2 separate regions of the Homo sapiens genome follow, and region 1 is linked to region 2. A link is a contact called in ENCODE Hi-C or POLR2A ChIA-PET data. All regions are on one chromosome and are shown on one strand. The core of a region is the stretch at or near the end of the contact, and the rest is flanking DNA. Distances in the headings are between cores, read along the strand shown. Region 1 overlaps PCBP1-AS1 (PCBP1 antisense RNA 1). Region 2 has its middle 15 kb from the start of LINC01816.

Evidence for each region. Hi-C counts contacts between places; a loop is a spot of excess contacts on that map. ChIA-PET counts read pairs that join two places held with the same protein, here RNA polymerase II (POLR2A). Pooled maps may share reads with other maps.
Region 1: a loop to region 2 is called in a pooled map, with 4 times the contacts of the local background. The contact joins two enhancer-like sites. A Hi-C loop is called at or near these places in 1 of 168 maps with a recorded cell type or tissue (K562), 4 of 37 single-sample maps with no recorded cell type and 7 of 50 pooled maps. POLR2A ChIA-PET finds 5 or more read pairs at or near these places in 8 of 52 experiments (B cell, CD8-positive, alpha-beta memory T cell, H1 and 5 more).

What each region holds. Positions count from the first base shown.
Region 1 is chr2:70,008,761-70,013,745 of GRCh38, forward strand. The region is part of intron 7 of PCBP1-AS1 (PCBP1 antisense RNA 1); the gene reads right to left. It also overlaps a transcript of ASPRV1 not described here. Among named protein-coding and RNA genes, the nearest start is that of ASPRV1, 50 kb to the left of the region's middle. RefSeq lists an enhancer at 1,792-1,861. Within about 2 kb of position 1,656, at least 7 of the 41 ENCODE cell types and tissues checked have a DNase peak (open chromatin) inside an H3K27ac peak, as active enhancers do.
Region 2 is chr2:70,138,282-70,143,201 of GRCh38, forward strand. No RefSeq gene overlaps it. Among named protein-coding and RNA genes, the nearest start is that of LINC01816, 15 kb to the left of the region's middle. RefSeq lists enhancers at 1-531, 532-1,073, 2,698-3,237, 4,458-4,817, 4,828-4,920 and silencers at 816-1,110, 2,876-3,170, 3,658-4,367. Within about 2 kb of position 2,935, at least 40 of the 41 ENCODE cell types and tissues checked have a DNase peak (open chromatin) inside an H3K27ac peak, as active enhancers do.

The DNA of each region.
Region 1 (4,985 bases), core at 406-2,905, 130 kb before region 2:
CATATGACTGCCTCCTTCTGGGATTGTAGTCCTGCCCCCAGCCAGCCTGGGGAGGACAGGGCTAAAAGGGTTGGGGTCCTTTCCACTCCCAAGGAAATCCTTCTTCCATCGTTTCCAGTCAAGGCATTCAGTCTGTGCAAGAGAATCCTCATCCTTTGATGAGCCACTCAGCAAATCCTGGAGTTGCCCTAAATGCTTAAGCTTTCAGCACACAAAAGCCAGAGATGCCTGAAGATAAATTCAGTTTTCTAACCTGAAAAGCTGCTCTGGAGGTAATGAGCTCCATAAATGTGAGGGCAGAAAAAGAGAAAATTCAGGAGAGAAAAAAATTAATTTCTCAGATACTATCCCTGCCACTCACATGTGTAAATGCAAAGCAAAAAGTGTAAACATTTCCACCAAATAATTAACAGTGCCTACCTGTATGGTAGGCTTTAGGATGGGGGAAGGGGTGCAAGAAGAGCATTTATATACTTGTCTATATATTTCCAAACTGTTTGGATTTTTAAATGATGAAGCTGTATTCAGCACTGCTTATATAATTTATTGTCTTATTTATTTATTTATTTATTTATTTATTTATTTTAGAGATGGAGTCTTGCTCTGTTGCCCAGGCTGGAGTGCAGTGGCACGATCTTGGCTCACTGCAACCTCCGCCTCCTGGGTTCAAGCGATTCTCCTGCCTCAGCCTCCCGAGTAGCTGGGATTACAGGCATGCACCACCATGCCCAGCTAATTTTTGTATTTTTTAGTGGAGGCAGGGTTTACCATGTTGGCCAGGCTGGTCTCAAACTCCTGGCTTCAGGTGATCCACCCGCCTCGGCCTCCCAAAGTGCTGGGATTACAGGCGTGAGCCACCACACCTGGCCATAACTTACTATCTTAAATAAATAAATACCCACACATCCTTTGCCTCCAGGGGGACAATGCAGGCCACATCTGTCTAGTTGGCTGGTGGGCAGACCTTTGGGAAGCCTATTTTCATGAGGGGTAGAAAGGTTCTGAAGGAAATAACTCTTTCTAAGGGAAGAAGGAAAACAGGCACAACAAGCTGACCCAGAGACAGTTGCGTTCAACAGCAAGAACTGATTCTGGGCTGGACTGGTATTTGTAATTTAGATGTATCTGTAGGGCGAAGCCCCACGGCTCTATAAGGCAATGCAGGGACCAGCAGCCCCACAGCACTGCTGCTATAGGAGTGTCCGTGACTCCCAGCAGGTATGGGGTGCCTGATGGGTGTGGCCGTGTCCAGCAAAACTGATAGCTACATGGGGTGTGGTAGGGGCAAAGGGAAGTCACAGAGCTGGAGGAGGGGAAAAGACGAAAAGGTAATGGTAATTGTCTAACCTTGTCCACTAGCACAGGAGAGTCACACACCCTGGGGATGCCCAAAATGCTCATGGGATGAGGGTATGTGAACTAGACAGGGGTCTAGTTCCCACACTGTCAAGTAGGGGCACGGGAGATACACAAGTGGAAAAGCTCTAAGGACGTGATAAGGGCACAAGAGTCCAGGTGTGTGTACAGGTGGGAAGCACAAGAGAGGGAGCCACAAAGTCTACAGGGGAGGGGCCAGGAAGGTCTCCTGAACAGCTGACGTGGGGTGATTCACAGTTGGATAGATAGGCAGTAGGGATTTGCGTGGCAAGGGTGGAGGGCACAAGGAACTGCATGTGCAAAGGCCTGGAGCTGAGAGAGTGAGCAAGCAGCGTTGGGGGGAACTGAAAGCAGTTCAAGCTGATGACAATGAATACAGGGGAGTGGCAGACAACGAGGCCACAAAGGTTGTGTTTCATGATAAGGAATTTGGACTTGATCCTGCAGGCAGTGGTGAAGCTCACAAGAGAAGTATTTAACAGGGAAATTAAATGATCAAACTTTCCAGTAACGTTTTTCACCACAACACTCCCATCTCTTTTAGTTAACTCCCACCCAGGCTGCAGTCTGAACATGAGAGCTGCTTCCTCCAGGAAGTGCTCCCTGAACACCCTCAGACTCAGCCCTCAGTCAAAACTTCTAGGGGTTCCCAAGCACCTCTGCCATCTTTCCCCACTGCACTGGGTCCTAATGACCTGTGCCCTGTCCTTTTCTCTCCTCCTTCATATGCTGTGAGTGCTGGAGGTCAGGACAGTATCTGTTATGTCCTATGTTGTATTCCCACAGCCTGCACAGAGCCTGGTATGGTAAGTACTCGATATGTATTTACTTAATGAAAAACACATTATCCTTAGCAAACTAATGCAGGAACAGAAAACCAACTACCACATGTTCTCACTTACAAGTGGGAGCTAAATGATGAGAACTCATGAACACAGAGGGGAGCAATACACACTGGGACCTCCTTGAGGGTGGAGGGTGGGGGGTGTGGGAAAAGGGAAAGGAGCAAAAAAAATAACTCTTGGGTACTAGGCTTAGTACCTGAGTGATGAAATAATCTGTACAACAAACCCCTGTGACACGAGTTTAACTATATAACAAACTTGCACATGTACCCCTGAACCTAAATTAAAAGTTAAAAAAAAAAAGTGTGAGAAGATAACTCTTGTGGTTTCCAACCAGAACTGTAGAGTACAGGTTGAAAACAGGGGGCAGGGGGCCAGGGAGAAGACCCTTGCAATCGTTTAGGTGAGAAGGGATGAGCGCCTGAGCTGAGGCAGTGGTGGTGGGGCTGGAGAGCAGGGAGAGATTGGGAAAATGTTTAGGAGGCAGAACTGATAGGCCAGGTGAGCAGATGAGGGAAGGGAGGGAGCCAGATAAGGGGAGGAGGACTCCTGGGATTCTGGCTTAAGCATTTGAGCAGATGATGGATTAACCAAGACTGTCTATTCTGGAAGAGGAAGCAATGTGTAGGGGAAGACGAAGAAACCAGTTTAGACATGCTGACTTTGACTTGCCTGTAAAGCATATAGGTGGAAAGGTCTCAGGTGGAACCACAAAACTGGAGCCCGGGACAGACATCTGGATTGAAGATAGAGATTTGGGAGCTGTCAGCCTGCAGGTGATGGTTAAAGACCAGGGAGGAAATAAGATCATCCAGGGAAAGGAGGAGGAGACGAAACAAGAAGAATGCCAACCTGTAAAGAGTGAGGGGAAGAGGAGCCACGGAGAGAAAGGGAGGCATGAGAGAGGGAGGAAAAGCAGGAGCTGAAAGCAGCATCACCGCTAAGGGAGAAGCAGCTTCGGGGGCTAGCAAACAGGGTCCAACAGTGTGAAGAAACAGAGCCTGCCCAGGCCTCCCTTTACAACTGAGGAAAATGAGGCCGAGGGAGGCTGATGGAGGGTGCTGGAGGCATGTGCTATTAGTACCCATGGTCGTATAGGCCATGGCTCTCAAATTATGATCCCTGGACTCCTGGGTCCCCAAGACCCTTCCCGGGGGATCCAAGAGATCAACATCATTTTTTTTTTTTTTTGAGATGAGTCTCGCTCTGTGGCCCAGGGTGGAGTGCAGTAGTGCAATCTCGGCTCACTGCAAGCTCCGCCTCCCGGGTTCATGCCATGCTCCTGCCTCAGCCTCCCGAGTAGCTGGGACTACAGGCACCCGCCACCACGCCCGGCTAATTTTTTGTATTTTTAGTAGAGACAGGGTTTTACCGTGTTCGCCAGAATGGTCTCAATCTCCCAACCTCATGATCCGCCCACCTCGGCCTCCCAAAGTGCTGGGATTACAGGCGTGAGCCACCGCGCCCGGCCAAGGTCAACATCATTTTTATAATAATACCAAGAGTTTTTCTGCAGCATTCACTTTGCGGACATTTGCACTGATGATGCAAAAGCAACAGTATTTGGTGCCTTCTAGAGCCTTAAGTCAATGAAGAGGCACCAAACTGCACCAGGAGTCACAGTCTTCACCCCCATGTACTTGCAGTTCAACAGAAAGGCAAACTTAATGTAAAAATGTCCATGATAGAGTAATAATTATTAATTTTATTAAAACTTATCCCTTGAATACATGTCTTATTAATACTCTGTACACAAAGCACTTCTGCTGAATACCTAAGTACTGGAAGCACTTACCTGATTGTTTGAATTACAAGCTGACTACTTGCTTTTTCATAGAACATCATTTTTATTAGGAAAAAAATGACTAACAAACTATGATTATTCAGACTTGGGTATTTGGCAAACATTTTCTCAAAAATGAATTAAGTGAACCTGTCACCTCATAGAAAACAACTGACAGTATTTGTTGCCAACTGTAAAATTTGAGCTGTCAAGTGAAGATTTAAAATTTTGGAAAATGTGTATCCATGCTGGTAGATACCTAAAGACTTCTTAACACCTCAAGACTTTTCTGATGAAATCAGTGGTAACACTGACAAATATGTTTTTGATATTATAGACTGAAATGTGCCTACATTTAGAAGATGTGAATAATTCACTGAACCATCATTTTCAAAATGACGAATGCATGATGTTACAAAATCAGGCATGAATAAAAGACCCATTCAAAGTGCAAGATAGAGCAATGAAGTTTAATATAGAAAAGTATGAGTTCACTGATATGGATTCAACTAATTTTTTACACACATTACAACTAATTTTTCAGAAACTGCCATTTGTCTAATTTTGATGACATAACAAAGAAGAGTATCCACCATGATCTAAAAAGGTTATTAAAATACTATTTTTTCCAACTCCAAATCTGTATGTAGCTGGATTTCCTTCATCTACTTCAATCAAAACAACATACACAACAGACTGAATACAAAAACAGATACGAGAATCCAACTATCTTCTATTAAGCCAAACATTAAAGAGAGTTGCAAAACTATAAAATGATACTACTATTATCTACATTTTTTTGTTGTTTTAGAGAAGACAGCTGTTTTTATAAAAAGTATGTTGGCCTGGTGCAGTGGCTCATGCCCGTAATCCCAGCACTTTGGGAGGCCAAGGTGGGTGGATCACTTGAAGTCTGGAGTTCAAGACCAGCCTGGCCAATACGGTGAAACCCCATCTCTACAAAAATTAGCCGGGTGTGG
Region 2 (4,920 bases), core at 1,685-4,184:
TCCTGCAACAGGAGCAGCAGCCTGACCAAGGAACTCACGGAGCTTACCTGGTCTCCCACTAGCCTTGGGTCCTGCCAGGGCTGTACTTGGAAGCACAGGTACTTTCAAGGATGGCCAAACCCCTCCTGTTAAGTTTGCCAAACTGGTTTATAACCCAATTGATTAAACTTCACCTAAATTACAACCACTTTCCAGCCCCTCTCCTATTAGACTATAAGCTCCCGAGGGCCCATGCCTTGCAGGTTTCTTTTTTCTTTTTTTTTTTTGAGATGGAGTTTCGCTCTTGTTGCCCAGGCTGGAGTGCAATGGCACAATCTCGGCTCACCGCAACCTCTGCCTCCCAGGTTCAAGCAATTCTCCTGCCTCAGCCTCCCGAGTAGCTGGGATTACAGGCATGCACCACCATGCCCAGCTAATTTTGTTTTTTTGTTTTTTTGAGACGGAGTCTTGCCCTGTCGCCCAGGCTGTAGTGCAGTGGCGCAGTCTCGGCTCACTGCAACCTCCGCCTCCCAGGTTCAAGTGATTCTCCTGCCCCAGCCTCCCGAGTAGCTGGGATTACAGCCGTGTGCCTCCATGCCCAGCTCATTTTTGCATTTTTAGTAGAGACGGGGTTTCACCATGTCGGTCAGGCTGGTCTAGAACTCCTGACCTCATGATCTGCCCGCCTCGGCCTCCCAAAGTGCTGGGATTACAGGCGTGAGCCACCGCGCCCAGCCTTAATTTTGTATTTTTAGTAGAGATGGGGTTTCTCCATGTTGAGGCTGGTCTCGTACTCCTGACCTCAGGTGGTCCACCCGCCTCGGCCCCCCAAAGTGCTGGGATTACAGGCGTGAGCCACCCCGCCCGGCCAGCAGGTTTCAATAAGTATGTTGTGACAGAAAGGGCCGCTTTGTCAGCAAAGAAAGAAATAGAAAAACTCACTCCGCCCACAGTTTTTTTTAAGAGACAGGGTCTCTCTCCGACGCCCAGGCTGGAGTGTGATCACAGCTCACTGCAGCCTTAATCTCCAGGGCTCAAGCTTTCGTCCTACCCTCAGCCTCCCAGATAGCTAGGACTACAAGCGTGCATCACAACGCTGACTAGTGGTTTTTTTTTTTTTCTTTTTTTAATAGAGATGGGGTTTCACCATGTTGCCCAGGCTGGTCTGGAACTCCTGGGTTCAAGGGATCCTCCCACCTCAGCCTCCCAAATTGCTGGGATTACAGGCATGAGCCACCTCCCCTGGCCTCACTCCCTGTTTAAAGTGTCCCTGGGCCAGGTGCTGTGGCTCATGCCTGTAATCCTAGTGCTTTGGGAGGCTGAGGCGAGAGGATCACTCAAGGCCAAGAATTCCAGACCAGGCTGGGTAGCGTATCGAGACCCCATCTCTACAGAAAATTTTAAAAATTAGCCGGGCGCCGTGGCATGTGCTTGTTGTGGTCCTAGCTACTCAGGACGCTGAGGTGGGATGGTGGCTTGACCCCAGGAGTTTGAGGTTAACTGAGCTATAATTGTGCGACTGCACTTAGCCTGGGCAACAGAGAGGGTCCTTGATCTAAAACAAAACAAAACAAAACAAAAAACAAACAAACAAACAAAACGTGTCCCTGGGTCAATCAGGCTCAACCACTCGTTTTTGTTTTTTTTTTTCTGAGATGGAGTCCTGCTCTGTTGCTCAGGCTGGAGTGCAGTGGTGCGATCTTGGCTCACTGCAACCCCCGCCTTCCGGTTCGAGCAATCCTCCATCCTCCCACCTCAGCCTCCGGAGTAGTTGGGATTACAAGTGTGTGCCACCACACCCAGCTAATGTTTTTATTCTTAGTAAAGACAGGGTTTCACCATGTTGGCCACGCTGGTCTCAAACTTCTGACCTCAAGTGATTTGCCCACTTCAACCTACATCCACTCCTTGATCTGAAACACTGAAGCTACCTGCCTTGTTCAAAGCCAAAAAGCGTCTACCTACAAAGCCCTGGGGATTTTTTGTTTGTTTTATTTGAGACGGAGTCTCACTCGCCCAAGATGGAGGGCAATGGCGTGGTCTTGGCTCCTGACCTTGTGATCTGCCCGCCTGTTTTGAAGGACAAATGCCTGCACCCTTATTTGTTTGCTTTCTCCTGGGAATTTCTCTATCCAATCCTGCAGGCAAGTTGTTTTTTTTTTTTTGGAGACAGAGTCTCGCTCTGTTGCCAGGCTGCAGTGCAGTGGCGCAATCTCGGCTCACTGTAATCTCCGCCTCCCTGGTTCAAGCGATTCTCCTGCCTCAGCCTCCTGAATAGCTGGGACTACAGGCACGCGCCACCACGTCCAGCTGATTTTTGTATTTTCAGTAGAGACGGGGTTTCATTATGTTTGCCAGGATGGTCTCGATCTTGACCTCGTGATCCGTCTGCCTCGGCCTCCCAAAGTGCTGGGATTACAGGCATGAGACACCGTGCCCAGCGACAAGATAATTTTAAAAGGAGAGGGAACGTCTGCTTTTGTTGCCTTTCTCGTCTTTTGTGGTTCCACATACAACACAGCAGTGTCTATGGGCTGTCAATCGCAACATAATGCAAACAACACAATTGTCTCTGGGGTCCACTGAATCCAAATCACACACGCACCACACTTCTGCCTTTTGCACTGCTGACTGCCAAGTGAACAATGTTTTGTAGAAGCAGCAAGTGTGAGGAGAGGTGACTTCTGCCAGATGGTGCTAAAAAAGACCCAAGTCTGATACACAGGAGTCCTTCCATTAACCCATCCATGACCAAAGCAAAGTGTGTGTGGGGTGAGGGGTAGAAGGAATTGCCCTGTCTTTGCCCTCTGGGGCTTCTTCTGCCTCGAACACTATCCATCTGCCACCTAACCTGGTTTTGCCTTGATATAAATGGTAGCGGTGGCCAAGAGAATGGGGTGACAGAGGGGGGGAAACCCACGGTGTTACATGCTTTCACCCATACCCTCCAGGATGGCCCTGAGCGTCTCACACCCTAGGGGCCTGACCAGGTACTGACACTTTCTTGCCAAAGCCCTACAACCATCACCTCCCTACTGTGAAATGTGAGGTAAGTTGCTTAAACCGGCGGAACCAGTTTCCTCAACTACATAGAGGGATGATGATTCCCCCTAGCTCACAGGACCGCTGTGGGAATCAAATGAGATCACTCATGTGAAAAGCCTAGCACAACCCCTGACACATGACACAAGCACTTCAGGACATATTCATGTTCCTCCTTCCAGGACAGGGCCTTACACTGTCTACTCTGGTAAACCAGCCTCATATAAGCTCCTGGAGGCTGGCGTGTCCCCAGGGGTCAGGCCATCCCAGAAACGATGACTTGACCATAGTCACGTCATGAGGTGAGAGATTCCGGGAAGGGGCAGCAAGAGGAGAAAGAAGCGAAGGGCGCCCCAAGGTAATGTGTGCCCTACACAGGGCTCCTAGCCATAAGCACTTATGCAAGTGCGGGGCACAGAGAAAATTCTGGTAACACTCCTCCCCTCAATTCTGATCAGGTCCCAGGCTCAACTAATCAGTTCAGGGATGGGCCCTTTGCCACCTTTTTCCTAACCAAAGCCACTCTCAAGGGGAAACTTCTATTAACGGCCAGTAAGCAAGACACACAACGCTTTTTGTTTGAAGGACTACCCAGGCGTTAGTGCCCTTCCAGACCGGCTCTAGTGACTGGCGGGGAAGAAGGGGAAAAAGAATTAGTGTATCTGGACACAACACCCAGCATGTGCTAGGCAGAAACTAAGTGTGCGAAGCGGATCCCGATGTACAAAGGGGAAAACAGCGGCTGGGAAAGCCTGAGCCACGGGCTCCAGGCGGCCAGTCGCGGTCCTCCCGGCGCGTGCCCTCCTCCTCCCCGACCTGGCCGGAGCTGACCGGGGCGGGTGTAGGCCCGGGGGCGGGAGGGCTACTGGATCCCAGGTGGGGCGGGTGTAGGCCCGGGGACGGGAGGGCGACGGGATCCCAGGTAGGGCGGGGCCTGGCTCCGGGCGCGACGGCTCTTTGCTCGCAGCGCCGCGCCGTCTCGAGGTCGGGGTGCGGCCCGACCCCACGTGCCCCAAATCCCCCCCGCTGCCCTGTAAAACCTGCGGGCCCCGGTCCAGGCGTGGTCCCGCTCGCACGAGGGAGCGGTCGCCCAGGGTGCCGGGAAGTCGGGGACCGGCCAGCCGCCGACCGGCCGCACCCCTCCCCGCCGAGCTCGCGCGCCCGCCTCGTCAGCACCTTTCCCGCAGCGCAGCCCCACAGTGGTCACGAGGCGGGCGCGGCCCGGTCAGCCCTGGCTAGACTAGGCATCGGCACCACCCACCTCGCCCCTCCCCGTCCCGCTGGTTTCCCCTCCCCCTCCTTCCCCTCCCCCTCTCTGTTCTCCTTCCCCTCCCGATCCCCGGGCGGGCCGCAGCGCGCCACGTACCTGGCCCCGCCCCTGCGAGCCACGCAGGGAACCCCGGTGACGTCACCACCCTCCGGCGCTCTCATTCCCGCGCTCTCCAGAAAAGACGCGAAGGTGGTGACGTGTCCCGTGCGCCAGGGCGGCTGCGCAGGAGGCATTGGCAACTGAGCGTCCTGCGGCGCCGCCTGGTGGAAGCAAAGCAGCCGAGCCCCCCGGAAGCGGCGGCGCGGGCGAGTGGAGAACGTGACTTACGTCATCTGGCGGAGGCGTGGGGGCGGCTGCCGCGTGACCAGCCCCAGCCAGGCGCGGTCGGCGCGTTTCTCTTTCTCTTCTCCTACTCTCAGCGGAGCGGGTGGAAGCTTGATTTCATGCCGTTTATTTTACTTTGACTGTTTTCAAACCTATCAAGTTAATATTGTTAATTATAGAAAACGTGGGGGGAAAAGGGAAAAGATAGGTAGAAAATGATTCTTAGCATCCCCAAGCATCTTTAACCTTTCATTATGTTTACTTCCAGCCTTTTTCATGAAACAAAATTGTGGTCTGACTGTATA